Linked DNA regions of Homo sapiens: region 2 is linked to region 1. Evidence: chromatin loops called from intact Hi-C (ENCODE). Cell type or tissue: HCT116. All regions are shown on one strand. Links, peaks and the distances in the headings refer to the core of each region. The heading gives the core; the rest is flanking DNA. Region 1 holds the start of CCBE1 (collagen and calcium binding EGF domains 1). Region 2 has its middle 180 kb from the start of MC4R.

Evidence for each region. Peaks named below come from ENCODE experiments on the same cell type or tissue, not always from the same donor. Only the 100,000 strongest peaks of a DNase experiment are listed, where the experiment ranks them.
Region 2: it touches region 1 in a loop (3-fold over the local background); 3 of 110 quality-filtered maps call a loop at or near these places.

Annotation. Positions count from the first base shown.
Region 1 is chr18:59,693,280-59,701,730 of GRCh38, forward strand. It overlaps CCBE1 (collagen and calcium binding EGF domains 1), which reads right to left and starts at 4,144. Exons shown (of 11, transcript NM_133459.4): 1 at 3,933-4,144; 2 at 3,350-3,430. The coding sequence starts at 4,063. It also overlaps the pseudogene ACTBP3. In HCT116, for the core only: CTCF peaks have their summits at 4,167 (motif pointing right) and 4,378; DNase peaks (open chromatin) are centred at 4,132 and 4,402; H3K4me3 peaks cover 1,413 bases.
Region 2 is chr18:60,544,914-60,553,364 of GRCh38, forward strand. No RefSeq gene overlaps it. Among named protein-coding and RNA genes, the nearest start is that of MC4R, 180 kb to the left of the region's middle. RefSeq lists an enhancer at 8,083-8,451. In HCT116, for the core only: a CTCF peak has its summit at 4,632; a DNase peak (open chromatin) is centred at 4,608; H3K4me3 peaks cover 274 bases.

The sequences.
Region 1 (8,451 bases), core at 377-8,376:
GTAAATTATGTAATGCAAAATTTTTTAAATCTTCTCCTTAAAACTTTGTTTCATTTGTGACCAGCTTTCATGGTCCCCCTTTTTTGTCCCCCAACTTGAGATGTGTGAAGGCTTTTGGTCTCCCTGAGAGTGGGTGGAGGCAGCCAGGGCTTAACTGTACACCAACTTGAGACCAGTTGACAAAAAGTGAACACTTTAAAAAAGGGGGAAAAAAAGAACCACTTTGAAGAACATGGTTAAATCTTCTTTTGCCCAAAAGCCATTTCTAGCTGCTTGTCTCTCTTCCCCATCACTAATACAGCATATGAACTACATGACTTTGAACTCAATCATACACCATTGCTTATTGCTCACAGTTTCAAAGTCCTGGATATAAAATCAAGTCTGCAAACTGAGACCAGAGATTGTATTTTATCGTTTTATACTCAAACATTTTCTAGGACTTTTCTGAGCTCGTAATAGATGCACAATAGATTCTTAATTAAGAAGTCAAGGGTTGATTAGGATGTTTATTCCACAGCCTCAGTGAAAATTGTTTTATTAGTGTTTCCTACACACGAGAATATTTCTTGTTAAAGGAAAGCCTTTTTTTTTTTTTTTTTTTTTTTTTTGAGACAGAGTCTTGCTCTGTCACCAGACTGGAATGCAGTGGCGAGATCTCAGCTCACTGCAACCTCCGCCTCCTGGTTTCAAACTATTCTCCTGCCTCAGCCTCCCAAGTAGATGGTACTACAGGTGTGTGCCACCACACCATGCTAATTTTTGTATTTTTAGTAGAGACGGGGTTTTATCATGTTGGCCAGAATGGTCTCGATCTCTTGACCTCATGACCCACCCACCTCCGCCTCCCAAAGTGCTGGGATTACAGGCATGAGCCACCGCACCCGGCCTAGTAACTTTTTTAAAGTCATTTTTAAACACACTTCAAGTTCAGAAGTGGCTTCCAGAGTTCCTTCACTTGTGCTGAAAACCATTCACCAACAGCCACCTGGTAAAGAGAATTCTATACAGTCAAAGAACATTCCATCATCAGTAATGCTGTATTACTTACAGCTCAATTCAAAGTAACCTTTAAAGACTGGCTTCCTGGAATGCTGGTTCTTTATCTCACTTTAGTTTAACCTTTAGTTTAGTGAGGTAGGAGAGCTAACTGTTTGGTCAACTGAAAGGCCTCCATGCTCCTTTAAGGATCTGTCTAAATAGGTCTGCATGCGTCCTGGGGATGAGGACACTGGTTTCTTACAGCAGTGCTTCAAGATTTTATGCATCTCTCATTAAGACAGATTCTGATTTAAGAGATCTGGGGGCAGAGGCCCAGGATTCCAACAAGCTCCCAAAATCATGCTGTGCGGCTGGTTTCCAGATGATACTTGAGGTAGTGAGGGTATAAAGGGCTAGGACAATCAAGTCACAAACTAAGGAAAATAATATCCTCTATTCTTGGGATTCAAGAAGAGTAGATTATAGAAACAGGATAAGACCAACGGAATACAGAGAACTCTCGACTTCCATAGAGAAAATAGATCTAAAAACAAAATCTAAGATCTTTTCATATACACAAGGATCAACACCACTTTCAAGCTGAAAGCATCGTTTCCCATTCCTTTAAACAAAGTTCTTTATTCTCCTTGATATAAAATGTCATTTTTGCGAGATCTCATAGCAATTTGAGTAGCTATTAGTGAAAACACATGCCAAGGTGCTGCTAGTGTCTCCTGTTCAAAGAGTATAAAAGAAACACCACACTGCTTTAAGAAGTCTGGAAAAGATGACAGTAATGGCATTAACAAACAATCAGGCACCAAATGGTTTCTGAAAATCTAACATGCATTCTGTAACTGTCACTGATTTATGTGAAGTCCGACCTTCAGGGACTGAAAAAATGAGCAAACCATCTCAGAGACATTTCCCATGTTAAATTCGAGGCTTTATACTGTGCTGATAGGAAAACAATGTGTCCTAAGAAACACTGTGGTCGTGTGGATGAAAGACACGGCTGGAACCAGGCAAGCAATCCTGCTGCCAGCACCACCAGGTCACTTCACCAGCTCGGTGACCTTGCTCACCCAGTTAGCCTCTTTAAGTCTTAACCTGCCAATTGAACATACTCCTTTCTCCTCTACTACCTCTCTCATTTTGTTCAGCATTCACCCCCCGCACACGCCAAGAGAAAGGAGCCTTTCCTAAGCCCAAGGAGTGACTTGATTTGCCTGATTATTGTCCCTTCACTGCCAACAACAGATTTAAGAGCAGAAGTACGCGATGTAACTGATGGTGCTTTTGCACCCATAAACTGACAGCCGTGGAACCACTTGGTCTGAACCTTTGGGTATATGAAATGCTCTCACCTGCAAGAAACGCTATGATTGATTCACAGGCTACAACCTTATAAGGAATAAAACATTGTTTTCTTTCAAGTTCGTTTCTAGGGACTGCTGCGTTACCTTGTACTACTCAGTATTTATCCTGGCAACCCGAACAGAGCATGTGAGTCTCCAGAGACAGTCAGGTGTGGGCATATGATCACATTACCTTGTACAGCGCCTCTAAAACGCAGATATCCAATAAACGTTTATGGGTGCATGTTCCCCTATCCAGTGAGAGCACTGGAACAGAACCAAGAATTCAATGGTGAAAAACCTAAATCAACCCTCATCTCCAAAAGGCTGCAAGCAGAACAGTGGTTCTCTCCTTTCAGAGACAAGAACCACCTGGGGAACATTTTATAACTACCGATTCCCTAGCCCCATCCACGCTTAGTTTTAACAAGCACCCGGGTCACTCATTTAACAAATACCCAGGTGAATCTGTGGCCCACATTTTTAGAAAGACTTTTTTCCTCTGCCCCAACAATCTTTTTGTTTTCACTCAACACAACCACTCACAATCCTCCCCCTACTTTTTTGTCCAGAGGCCGTGACAGCCACACTCTGCCCCAACAGAAGGTCAGAAGACAGACAAGTGCCAAGAATTGCCTTGTTGACGCTGTACTTTCAAAACAAAACACAAATACGAAAGCAGCCACCCGTGTTTGCTATGCCCCACTGTTTACACCCAAAATCCAATCCAATCTCCTTCACAGACTTCCACACAAGTATTTCAGGGAGCGGCAACCATCCTCAGGATCTCAGGGCACACACCCTAGACGCAAAGTCAGTTGCTCAGTGTTGCTCTGACTCCGATCCAACCAACCCTCAAAGATTCGCACCGCGCGGCACGCACCCAGCAGGTTCCAGCGTAAAAGCTGCTCCGGTCCCAAGCGCGTCTCCAAACCCCTCCTTTACAGCGCCGCCTCCCCAGCCAGCCCCGGTGCGCAGTGGCGAACAGCCCGCAGAGCCCCCAGGCTTACCTGTAGCATGTGGTGAGCTCGCCTGAAGACTTCAGACACGGGTATTTAGTCGTCGCGATTTTGCTCTCTGAGCAGATTTCTCTATGAAAAAGTGCAGAGGAAATGTTCGATTCTCAGCGGGAGAGCGGAGGCGGGCAGCGCGCGCTGGGGAATCCCTGGCGCGTGGGGATCGCCAGGCTCCCCGTCCCGGCGCTCTGGGCAGGGGCTGGTCCCCAAACGCGTACGCGGGGCAGACTCCGGCCACAGGGACGAGCCACGCGAGGGTCACGACGAAGCGAACCAGCTCCAGGAGAAAGGAAGCGGGGTTCACGAGCTGTGCCAGCCAGTGTGGCACCCGGGGGGAGGCAGGAACGCGGGGCGAAGGGTATCCCTGACGCGACCCACGGATGGCAGGGCGCAAAGGCTGATACCCGGGAGCGGAGGGAAGTGTCGCCCAGGACAGCTGAGCACTCTCCTTATCCCCGGAGAAGTGAGGGCGTGCGGATCGCTGTGGGAGTGGGCGCCGGGGAGGACCGCCCGCACCCCGCGAGCCGGGCGCGCATCAAGCAGGAGCTCGCCCTCCGCTGGGGCTTGCAGCGCTTACCTGTCGCCGTCCTCCGGCTCCTCTCTGTAGGTCCACGTGTGTCCCAACGCCAGGAGCAGCAGCAGCGGACCCAGGCTCCTGCCCAGCTGGCCCCTGGCAGCTCCTCCCCGGCTCGGAGGCGGCGGCACCATCAGGGAAGCTCCCGGCTTCTTCCCAGCGCCGAGCTCCGTCCGGACCAAGCGTCCTGCTCCTCCGCGGCCGCCGCCGCCTTCCCTCTTCCCGGCAGGGGGCGCCGGAGAGCAGGGGCGTTTGCACCACCTGCACGGGGAGCAGGGGTCCGGAATATTATGGGGCTGGGGGGAAAATGAGGCTAGGAGTTGGGGTATCGGATGCAAACCCAGCAGAGAAGCAGGTAAAGGGGGTACCTGCGGTGTCCGGCTGGCGCGAGGGCCCTGAGGTTCAAGTTGTCTCGTCGGGACGTTCACGTCCGATTGACAGACTTGCTGGACTCGGCTTGGGGCTGCGCCCTCGCCTCTTCCCTCTCCCTCCTCTGGGAGAAGCGCGCAGGGTGGGGAAAGCGGGCGGTTGTTTGCATTTTGCACCAGGGTCTCACGACCGGGAGGAGGAGGAGCTGATTCTCCACCGGGGAGAAGAGGGAGGGGGAAGAGAGGGGTTAATAAGCTTCCTTCCTGTTGTCCATGGGTTTCTAAAGCCCAGGGTCAGGCCAGTGTTCGTCTTTCCTCCGTGAGGACCTACCCTGAGATTTGCAACTATCTTAGTCTTCTTTTCTCTTAGATTATGTGAGGAAGGAGGAGTTGAAAGGCTACAACGGGCCTCTCAAATTGTTCAAACCTGAAATAGCGCTATTTATATAGTGTAATCACTCTTCCTTAAAACCTTTAGAAGAAAGTTCTCTGGTTGTTTCATTGGTCAATAAACCATGCGCTGTCTTCTTCATAACTCGAGTTCGGAACAAGTAAGGAGGTCTTTCTGGGAGCCTTACATCTCCTTGTCCTGAGCGGCTTTAATACTGTTTCCACGCCGCGCACATCAGAGCTGGAAACGCCCCCCCCCATCAAATGAGACACGTGGGGGCAAATTAATTACAGGTGCTGCTACCTGCTAGTGTATGCAGCCGCGTTGATAGGTAACAAGAAAACGGAGGAGGGGGGCCGTAAATCGGCTCCCTTGACGGTGACCCTAATTGTAATTCGTGTGTCAGCAACTTAACACTTTGTTGCGCTTTAGGAGTTTTCTCAGCCTTTTCCAGAGAAACTGGGGACGTGGATGTGGCCCAGAAATAAGTTGAAAAAGGAAAAGTTCTAATGCCTAAGCTCTAAAATATGCGTGGTTCTGCATCTCACAGGACAACGAGGTAAAAAGGTGGCTTGTTCACAAGTGACCGGTGTGTAAATTGGTTAGGTAAGCACATATTTTGATATACAGAATATGCTGGTCAACTGAGAATTACCACACATATCACATACACATTGACTTTTTTTTTTTTTTGAGACGGAGTCTCACTCTGTCGCCCAGGCTGGAGTGCAGTGTCTCGATCTTGGCTCACTGCAACCTCCGCCTGCCGGGTTCAAGAGATTCTTCTGCCTCAGCACCCCAAGTAGCAGGGATTACAGATGCATGCTTCCACACCCGGCTAATTTTTGTATTTTTAGTAGAGACAGAGTTTCACCATGTTGGCCAGGCTGCTCTTAAACTCCTGGCCTCAAGTGATCTGCCCAACTCGGCCTCCCAAAGTGCTGGGATTACAGGCGTGAGCCATAGCAGCCAGCCCACACTGATATTTTTGATAGCAATGACATTGTCATTCTTCCGTAGAATGCTATGTCTTTTCCTAAGATTTTTCATATTCAAGATTTTATTTGGTTCCCACAATATCCCTTCAATCTGAGCATCTGATTTCTTAGTTCTGTGAGGTGTGTTTTTTGTTGGCTTATTTTACAAAACTTACATATTCGGAAGACCACCCACTTGATATTAAAATATGACACTGCTACTTAACACAAATGAGTTAATTTTTATTTGATAATTCAGAAGACATTTCAGGATGTTGCAAAACTGGAGAGTGATCATCATGAGGTCAGAAAAAAAAAACCATGAGGTCAGAAAAAACTGGATTCAAACTCAGGCTGTTTGGTTTCCTGGAGGAGTGATCTGAAGCAATTTACTTCTGACACTCTGTTTTCTCATCTGTAAAATGGGGAAATATCTCTCATCAATTTTTATGAGTATTAAATGAAGCAATGCTTCTATAGCATTTTGTTTATCATGCCTGGCATATGTTGAGTGCCCTGTAAACATTATTACTTGTAACGTAATTATTGTATTGCACAGAACTTTAAGTTTTTGCCTTCTAGCCTTCTAGCTTTTCACTTCCTAGATATATAGGAATCCACTTTATAACAGTTGTTTGGGTTCCTAAAGACAGACCTCACTAAGCACATGAGGAAGAAACCCCTTCTGGGGCTTATGATAATTGTATCTCTTCAGATTGTGACAAAAAAGTGTTTGATATCCATCTTGGAAGGGAGAGGCCATCTTGTAATCTGGTAGGAGGTTCTATTTTTAATTCCTTACCAATTACTGTATCTTGACAACTTGCTGTCTTTTTTCTCATCTTTACGCATTTTATTCTTCTACTGTTGCATTGTGGACGTTAGTTCTACAAGTAACAGAGCGTGGTATAGGAGATTAATTATCAGTTTCATTAAATAGTTACTAGGCCACAAGTGCAGACCTGCAGCATTTCAGGGAAAGTGATTCAGGCTGCAAAATGATAACAGCAAAACCATTATACACAGCTGTGTGGCAGAAGATTGGCATCAGAGCTGACTTTGCCACCTTTTTATTTTCAGCTCCTGGTGCTGAGTGCCTATGAGAATAAGGGGTTAGAGAAGTTGCTGGGGCCCAGCAAACAGCTCAGGTTTGCACAGGGAGGAAATCCCAACGGTGGGTGGTCAGAGCATTTCATACATTTCTGTAAGAGGTGATCTGGAGCCGAAACCTTCTGAAAAACCTTTGCCTAGAGGCCTGTAATTTCAACCTACTGCCAGCTACTGACAGCATGGGGTGCAGTGAGGAGTTGCTTGTCCGGGGAGCACTGCCAAGCCGGAAAGAGCTATGGATGGCCATATATGGATACCTGCCCCCAAAAAGCTAAATACTCCTGTAAAAGACAAAATCTGCATTGCCCAGGCTGCGGGCTGCATGGGAGATGTCAGTGCTGGGGCTGACTGGTGGGAGCCTCAAGGGTGCTGAGTTTTCTTTCCTCCCTTCTAGACCATGTGCAAGCCCAGGCCTGCCCTGTCCCCTCACCTATGAAACACTGGCCTGAGAGAACATGCCATCCACCTCTTTCATAGGAGTGTTACAAAGATTAATGATAGGGCCCTAAATGCTCCTTGGGGGAGGCCGTGTGTGATTATGTGATTATTTCTTTTCAGCATACCACTCTCTGCAAAGTTTTTCATAAAGATCTGTCAGTTTCCCTGAAACAAACCAGAGAGCAGATAGTTATACAATTTACTGTGTCCTGGGGATGTGGGGCTGTGTCTGGGGCTTTCTAGTGCATACTATGTTATAGGTTAGAATCCCTGGTAGACCAGGTATTGTTAAGTAGTACTGCTGCATGTTGCCTGGGGGTGGGGTGACTGGCTGGAGAATAGAGAGACGGCTGCGTACAAAAGTAAAGTGAAAGGAAAAAAGAAAAGTAAACACCAGGACACAGGGCAGAGAATATGCTTCTAAATAAAATCAGTTGTCTCTTCTCAGTTTTAAGGGACTCCAACATCTTATTTGAAGAAAATCAGAATATAAAGAACAGACCACCACCAACTGGGACAATTCATTTCACCATTTAAAGATTTTCCTATAAAAAGGATTTGTGGTGGCTGACAAAAAATAAACTATTGTGTGTGTGTGTGTGTGTGTGTGTACATATGTACACAAAGTGTATGTAGTATAGGGCAAAATTAGACAAAGAAATTAAGGCAAAGGAAAAATCAGGATCAAACAGTAAAATAAAGCTGATGTTATGTTAATTGGCAGGGCTGTATAAGCAGAAAGTCCTGGGCCACGTTTCAAGCAGATCACAAGTCGGTTCTCAAATTCTCAGAAGTCAACTCAGGATAATTACATGATCAGTCATGAGATTCAAGGTAACCATAAAAGAAAAGCCTATAAATTGCTTGGAAAAAATGACAGTTTGTTCCCCCGGTCTCCCTGAAATATAGCAACAGTCACCTAACTGTAAGGTAAGGTGAAACAAAGCTCAACAAGTGTGGGTAAAGTTCATATTGTACTGTGAGTGATAGGCATACGATAAGATATCCCTAAAACAAAGAATTGCCCTGATACCTTTCCTTCAGTTTCAGTTTTGATTGACGTATATAGGCAGGTCTGCTTAGAGAATTAGGGTTACATCTTGGAAGGTGTGAAAGTGTGCCAGTCTCCAAACCATTGTGGGGGACTGTTTGAGGCAAGAAGAATAAAAAAAAAAGTTTTTAAAACAGTAAATGGATGTTAAAGCCCTGGTTTTTGGGCGTGTATATTACCTTTTCAC
Region 2 (8,451 bases), core at 124-8,123, 850 kb after region 1:
CCATACCTGGCATATCTCTCTCTCCTGGCGTATATGTCTCTCCCTGCTCCTTTGAGGGTTGTAGTCACCCAAACTAATCTATTTGACACTAAGATATTTTTAAAAATATATCTCTTATAATTCTAGCAATCTAATAAGGGAAATAGTCATTAAAATTAAAAATTACAAGACATTGGGATTGATAAACTAAGTTCGCTTAAGAAAGAATTGATCTCTTGTGTTTGAGGATTTAGAAAAGTGGAGTTACATGAGATGGACATTTTAATTGGTCAGTATGTTCCTGATGAAGTGAACATTGATGTTAGGAAAATGAAGTGTCATTACTGAAGGTCCTGAAATGTAAACATGCTGAATGCAGTGCATGAATTCACTGAATTGATGTGTGTGTGTGTGTGTGTGTGTGTGTGTGTGTGTGTGTGTGTGTGTATGCCCAATCCAAGTTAGTCCCCAATAGTCTCCAATCTCATTTTCACTCTGAAACATTCTGGTTAAAAAATCCCTAGTACTGCTTAGAACTGAGTAGGTCATTAAGAAAAGTGATGTCTAATTATTGTTCCCCCAGTTGAAAATATTGCATTCTTAAGATGGAAAATATGGTTTGTGGGAATTTTGGTAATAAGAGGTTGCCAGAAAAGTGAAGCTCACTGAAATATAATTTTCTTATTTGATTCATGCAGGTTTATATTCTATGATTACGAAATCATTTCATGCTAAATTTAGTTTTGAGCCTAAGTTTTGTTTTCTAATATTTTGTAGAACTTGGATTTTGAAGATTCCATAATGATTGTAAATGCTGAATGCAATATTTTATCATGATTATCCACCTCAGGAAAATATAATTATGTCTCTGGAAACTCTAATTAGTATGTAAAATAGATTTAACAAAAAAGAAAAAGAAGGGCAAAGAATAGAAATCACCTCTTTTGTGCAGTTTCTTAGTTTGAATGAGACAAGCAGTTTTTTTGTCTTATGCCAAAAAATGGATTTATAATTTTCATTAGAATCATAAAGTGTTAAGTATATTTAATTAATGGAAATATGTGATAGAAAATATCCAGAAAAAAACTGCGGAATTTCAAATAATACAAATACATTGTTTAAGATTAAATATACAATAATCTTTAGAATACATAAATTTAACTTTAAATGGCAACATTTCAATAAACAAAGAGAAGGTAAGTAGCCATTTTTTTTCATTTATTTTACAATTCAACGTACATGCACTTAAGTAAAAATATTTAAAAATATAAAAATCAGATAATGCTTGGTTTATAACATTTTGTTATCAAAATTAAATTTTATAAATAAAATGTTATAATTTTCACATGTGGACTTTTCCTTAATTTCTAAAATTATACATGTAGGTTATGTTGTTTTTGTAGTTTAACCAATATTGAAATCTATAAAAAGAGTATTCTCTCTATAATTTCACCTCCTTGGAATTTGCTGTTTGATTTCTAAATAAACAATTTCTTCTATTTTCATTAAAATGCACTCATTTTCAGTCTGGCGTGTGGGCTCACACCTGTAATCCCAGCACTTTGGGAGGCCAAGGAGGGCGGATCACCTGAGGTCAGGAGTTAGAGACCAGTCTGGCCAACATGGTGAAACCCCGTCTTTACTAAAATACAAAAATTGCCTGGGTGTAGTAGTGGGCGCCTGTAATCCTAGCTACTCGGGAGGCTGAGGCACAAGAATCACTTGAACCCAGGAAGCAGAGGTTGCAGTGAGGCGAGATCATGCCACTGCACTCCAGCCTGTACCACAGAGCGAGACTTTGTCTCAGAAAGGAAAAAAAAAAAGCACTTATTTTCTTTTGTATTTCCTTTCTGTTTTCAAAGATATCTCTTACTCGAAATGCTTAGAGTACAACTTTTTTTTTGTCTTTCATATCGCTAATATTAACGAGAGTGATGTACATGGTGTATTTTTAAATGATTCCTTTTTAAAAATTATGTAATATTAAATGATAATTGAGCTACCACTAATTATGTAACCAATTTCACTTGCTGGATGAGGAGGTGTTTCTCATTTCTTGCCACTAGAAACATTTGTAACAGATGCCCTATAGATTTTGCACAGTGGAAAGGCATTATGTCCCTAGATATTTTTAACTGCAAATATTCTTTAGAGTACAAAGAAACAGAAAGAATGCGTAAGCCCAGTTTGAACTATAAAAACCAGGCAGGAGCAACAACAATCTCTCATGGAATCCAAGAATAAAAAATCTGTAGAATAGAAATAACTATAGTAATTGTATACATTTTGAGTGCTGATAGATACTATGCTATTTCCCAAAAACTGTAAAAATGAACAACAATGCGTAAGAAAAATCTAGTTACTTGGGAACAGAAAATGTGGCATGAAAAAGAGTAACAGGAAATGGCACTAAGTTTTATCACACGTATACTATGTACCAGTTACTTTCACTTAAATGAACAAGTTTAGTGTTCACAATGACCTTGGAGTTTATTCTCAGGAGGATGATACAGTCCACATTTTGGAGATGAGATAACTGCTCTAGGAAAGTTTTAAATTATTTCACAGGCCATGAGTAGTAGAAATGAGTTCTAACTCATTTCTGTCTGACTCTTAAGGCTTCCTCTTCCAAGGATTGATTCTGAGTTACTATTTGTAAAGGCTAATAAGGCTATATTTAAGATTTATAGTTTTACATTAAATGGGATGACCATACATCTTGCATGTCCAGGACAGTTCTGGTTTATGCCTGTCATAGTTTTTAATAGTGTCCCTTTCATTCTCAAAGTGTTTAAATAAAAGGTGAAATATTTGTCTTACTTAAAGAGGACCTTCCCAGGTAAATTTCCAGGGTACGAGGCCACTTACCTGATGAGAGAAGAGACTGTCACCAGGTGTGATCACAGAGGAAGAGTAAGGGGTGCCAAAAACAGAAATGTACGAATTCTGTTCCTGTTCCACTTTACTAAGTGTGTCTATTTCCTCCTGGGCTTGTGCCTTTGATTGGGAAGGGATTTTTTTTTTTTTTCCATTTTTTAGACGGAGTCTCACTCTGTCGCCAGGCTGGAGTGCAGTGGCTCAATGGCGTGATCTCGGCTCACTGCACCCTCTGACTCCCTGGTTCAAGCGATTCTCCTGCCTCAGCCTCCCGAGTAGCTGGGACTACAGGCAAGTGCCACCACGCCCAGCTAATTTTTGTATTTTCAGTAGAGACGGGGTTTCACCATGTTGGCCAGGATAGTCTTGATCTCCTGACCTCGTGATCCGCCGGCCTCGGTCTCCCAAGGGAAGGGATTTTACCTAAGCCTGAGATAAAGAAAAACTGGTCTGGGTTCTGGGGCTTTTGGACTTAGCCTACATGAGTGTAGCTCTCAGGTGTCTGGCAAGAGGTTGACACATCCTCACAAATAACTGTAGAGGATGATAGAACATGCTCTGTGGGAGAAATAAAAGAGAAATGATTGATTTCAGTGGAGCAAGAGAGAAGCTGTAGTTTATAGGTACCAGATGACTGGGAGCGATTGGGAATTTGTGCTGAATATTAATAGTTTGGTAGAATTTTGACTTGAGAAGGAACAGAGTTAAGAACACTCATCTCATTCAAAGGAGGACACTAGATTTCAAATATCTGCATCAAAAAATGAGTATTATGAACAAATTGAGGCCAATACATGCCATCCCCAGAATGGAAAAATGTATATCACCAAACTCTTTATAAATCTCGCCTACTGATTGTGTTAATAATTTGTTTTTTATACAGTTTTTATTATTTTCTAGTTGACAAATAAAAATTATATATATTATTTACAACATGTTTAAAAATATAAATACATTGTGAAATGGCTAAATCAAGCTAATTAACATATGCGTTACTGCACATGCCTATCATTTTTCACCTTAAAAAGGCATAGAAGCAGATAATGGAATGGTGGTTATCAGTGGCTTCAAAAAGAGAGGGGAGTGCCGGGCGCAGGCCTCACGCCTGTAATCTGAGCACTTCGGGAGGCCGAGGCAGGCAGATCAAGAGGTCAAGAGATCAAGACTATCCTGGCCAACATGGTGAAACCCATCTCTACTAAAAATACAAACATTAGCTGGGCGTGGTGACATGCTCCTGTAATCCCAGCTACTCGGGAGGCTGAGGCAGGAGAATCGCTTGAACCTGGGAGGCGGAGGTTGCAGTGAGCCGAGATCGCGCCACTGCACTTCAGCCTGGGAGACAGAGTGAGACTGTCTCAAAAAAAAAAAAAAAAAAAAAAAGAGGGGAGATTTGAATGTGTTGATCAAAGGGTACAAAATTTCAGACGGGAGGAATAAATTCAAAAGTCCTGTTGTACAACATGGTGACTGTAGCAATAATAACATATTTCATTCTTAAAAATTTCTAAGGAAGTGGATTTCAGGTTTTCTCATGACAAAATAATTTTATTATTTCACTATCCTGTTAAAAAAAATCCCTTTAAAAGTGATAATCTGATTTTCCTAAAATACACTGTAAGAGGAAAAAACAGTGTTTTGAATATCAAATTGTCAAAAAACACTTGATTTTTCTAGTCTAGTAAACAAAGTGAAAGCAACTGATTCTACTGAGTTAATTTCTTGAATTTCATCATCTGTAAGCTTCTTACACAGGATTGTAAATACAATAGCGCCCTCTATGGCTCATTCTCTGTGCAGAATTCCAGCATTTGAAACGAAGAAGGCAAAATTGTTCTTAGATTTATGACTGTTCTCAAAATAAAAAAGTAGTTATATAATCTTTTAATCTAAATTATGTAAATCTGAATATGTAATACTTTTAAAATAAATATATTTTCTGGTCTCCTAAGAAAATGAATGTCATAAATAGGGTCCTGGAAAAATTTTAAGGTGTATACATTACATTTAAATATTATTTAGATATTTCCAAAACTGCATTTGAATTACAAAAACAATTGGAGTTCTCTTCTTTAAAAATGTAATCTCTAAAGTTTGTCATGTGCTTAGAACTAATGGAACTAGATTTTCAGAAAGGTTCCTCTGATATTAAAATCTTTCTCTCTGAAACCAAGTCACTCTCCAGTTGCCAGCTGCTATTAGTACTCATTACTTAATATCTTAATCTATTTAGAAATACCATTCTTTTCTGGATGATTTCTCCTAGTAAAAGTGACATAGCTGTTTCATTTGACAGACTCCATTTTTTTAACAACAAATGTACTTCAAATATTTTGATTTTAAAGGATTTTGATGTGTGATTAAGAGACATGTTAAGCAAAACCAATTCAGTTAGTTCCGAACTTGGTGAATTTTCATTGTGGCCGAATCTATATGTATCAACAGTTTCCATTAGATGTGAGACTTTTTTCTCAGCTTTAGAGACATTGTTTTCATAGCAAAACCTTCAATTCTTACAGAAGCAGTTCAGAGGCGTAAATGAATTTAGGAAAACAAAAAGAGATAATGGATTCACTCCAGATTATTATTATTAAGTGCTTAATATATATCACTGCTTCTCTGGGAACTGGAGCCACAGAAGTGAATAAGCTTAGAACATCATAGCTCTCATGGGGAGGTGAGAGGGGGGTGTCCAGACAATCAACAGATCAAGAATGAAATTGATTTTGTACTTTCCAATACTTTTGAGTGTCCTGAGGAGTTCAAACATAGTGGCATGACAGAGAATGATGGGGTTAGGATAGTTGGGAGTAGGCACTTTAGATTGGATGCTGTTAGAAGACAATTCTGAGATGAGGAGATAGAAATACTCAGTGTTACATCAGGACTATTAGTGTGGAATTATTTCAGTATAATTTTTGTTATTCTCTGCTCCACAGGATAAAAGCCAGGAAGCAGTGGACACCGATATGAGGAAAACTTAAGATTATAAATGGTTGTTATTTTTAATATTTTACCATTGGATTTAACATTTAATAATTCTTTGGAGACATATAGATTTTAAAAAGGAAAGAAAAAAACAAATGCCAACATTTACTGCCTTTTTTTTTTTTTTTTTTTTTTGACATGGAGTCTCTCACTCTGTCTCCAAGGCTGGAGTGCAGTGGTGTGATCTCGGCTCACTGTAACCTCCGACTCCCAGGTTCAAGTGATTCTCCTGTGTCAACCTCCAGAGTAGCTGGGACTACAGGTGCATGCCACTATGCCCAGCTAATTTTTGTATTTTTAGTAGACACAGGGTTTCACCATATGGGTCAAGCTGGTCTTGAACTCCTGACCTTGTGATGTGCCCACATTGGCCTCCCAAAGTGCTGGGATTACAGGCGTGAGCCATGGCACCCGGTCTCATTTACTGCTTTTTGAAGAGTTGAACTAATTAAATACTCTGAAAGTGAAAGTATCAGATTTCTCCCATTGGAATCTAATATAACATGACTCTCAAAATTTTTTAAAGTATAAATCTAACCCTGAATACTTATTCTTTTGTCCATGAAAGATTATCAAATATTTTATTTACCTTGTACATATAAATTAATAAAAGTAAAGATACAATATGTGAAACCACATACATATTTAACAAAAGCAAGTGCAGACTATTACTGTGGAGAAAATGGAAGCAATGTGAGCCTATGGTTTGCTTGGTTTCCTGCTTAGAGGTGATCTGAATTGCAGACATAGGAAGAAAGCACTTAAACATTGCTCAGAAACTTCACTAAATAAAAGAGAAGGAAATTAGTGTTTGGGGAAGCTGAGGTAGCTAGAAATCTTGACAAGGAGTCTCACGATAGAGTGAGGTGCTCAGCAGAAAAAAAAAATAAAGAAATCTGCATAAATTCTCTGGGAGTAGTAGGCCATACATACGTAACTTGAAACTGCACCAGGATAGACAAAGAACTCACACAGGGTAGAGAAATATTTGAGGTCCCACCAGCTGAAGTGGAGAATACATAGTGATCATTTAGTATTTAGTTATAGTGTTGATTATATTTAGAACGATGGCTACTCTAAACCTGCCCTACCAAAGCTTTAAAAACAGATCCCAAAGGCATCAAACTAATACACAAGTAGATTAATGATCCAAAAAAACAAAACCAGACATTCCGTAAAGAAAACAAAAATGTAATATTCAGAACATCTTGGATCCAATTATTACTGGACATCCTAGGAAACAGAAAAATATAACTCAGGCCGGGCGTGGTGGCTCATGCCTGTAATACCAGCACTTTGGGAGGCCCAGGTGGGTAGATCACAAGGTCAGGAGTTCAAGACCAGCCTGACCAACATGGTGACACCCCATCTCTACTAAAAATACAAAAATTAGCTGGGTGTGGTGGCACGCCTGTAGTCCCAGCTACTCAGGAGGCTGAGGCAGGAGAATCGCTTGAACCCGGGAGGCGGAGGTTGCAGTGAGCTGAGATCACACCACTGCACTCCAGCCAGGGTGAAAGAGCAAGACTCCGTCTCAAAAAAATAAATAAATAAAATAAATAAATATAAATAAATAAAAAATATATAAATAAATATTTTTAAAATATATATTGTATATATTATATTCTCTCTCTCTCTATATATATATACACACACACACACACAACCCAAAGCTGAAAGAAAAACAGGTCAATAGAAATAGACCCAGAAATGAAAGATATGCATATGTGTCTATTAAGGGAGCTATTTAAGTAATTCAAGTATTTTAAGAAAAGAGTGAATGATGATGACAATGGCAGTGGCTGCTGCCATCATGACAGCTGCAACAGGAAAGCGCGGCTGGGGCTGCACACTCCATGGAGCCATTGGGAGCCCTGCCCCTTCTGAGTTGGGACAGGAGCTCCCCTGCCAATGCAGCTGCCCAAACTGCAGCTGCAGACCCAGGCTTCCTTCTCTATGCAGCAAGCAGGAGCCCTGCCTTCCTGGGTGGGGCCACAGCCGCCCAAATTACAGCTGTGGATCTGAGCCTCCCTGTGCTCTTGGGGGAGCTGGGAACAGGCAGGATCTGCCTTCCTGGGTGCAGCTGCAGCCATGGCATCCTCAGCTGCAGACCTGGGCCTCTTGCTCCAGGAAGCAGGCAGGAGCTGGGGACAAGTGGGAGCCCTGCATCTTCCAAGGTGGCCGGGTAGGAGCTCCTGGGTGGAGCTGCGGCTGTCCTCCCCGGTGCAGGACCCTGGCATCTCTGCAGCCTGCACCTTCGGGCACCCCAGTAAGGCCCTTGCTGTCCCTGCAGGCTTACATATCGGATCCTACTATCTGGCCTCTCTCCACTCCCAGCATCCTCTCCGATTTCGGAGTGGGGTTGGGGCTAAGCCCCGGGGCCATGAATGGCAACAGGTGGCAGACAGAGTCCTGGGCAGAAGGGGGCAGAGTCCCCAGTACGGCCCCACCCTTAGGCCAGGGAGGGCCTGAAGACTGGGGCTGGGCTTCCAGTCCCAAGGACTGGAGTGGGAACTCATGGTACCTCTTCTGGACCCACTTATGGCTGCCCATGGATCAATCTGCACACACTTCCTCCCTTCTGAGGTGCATAAAGGCCCTGGGCTC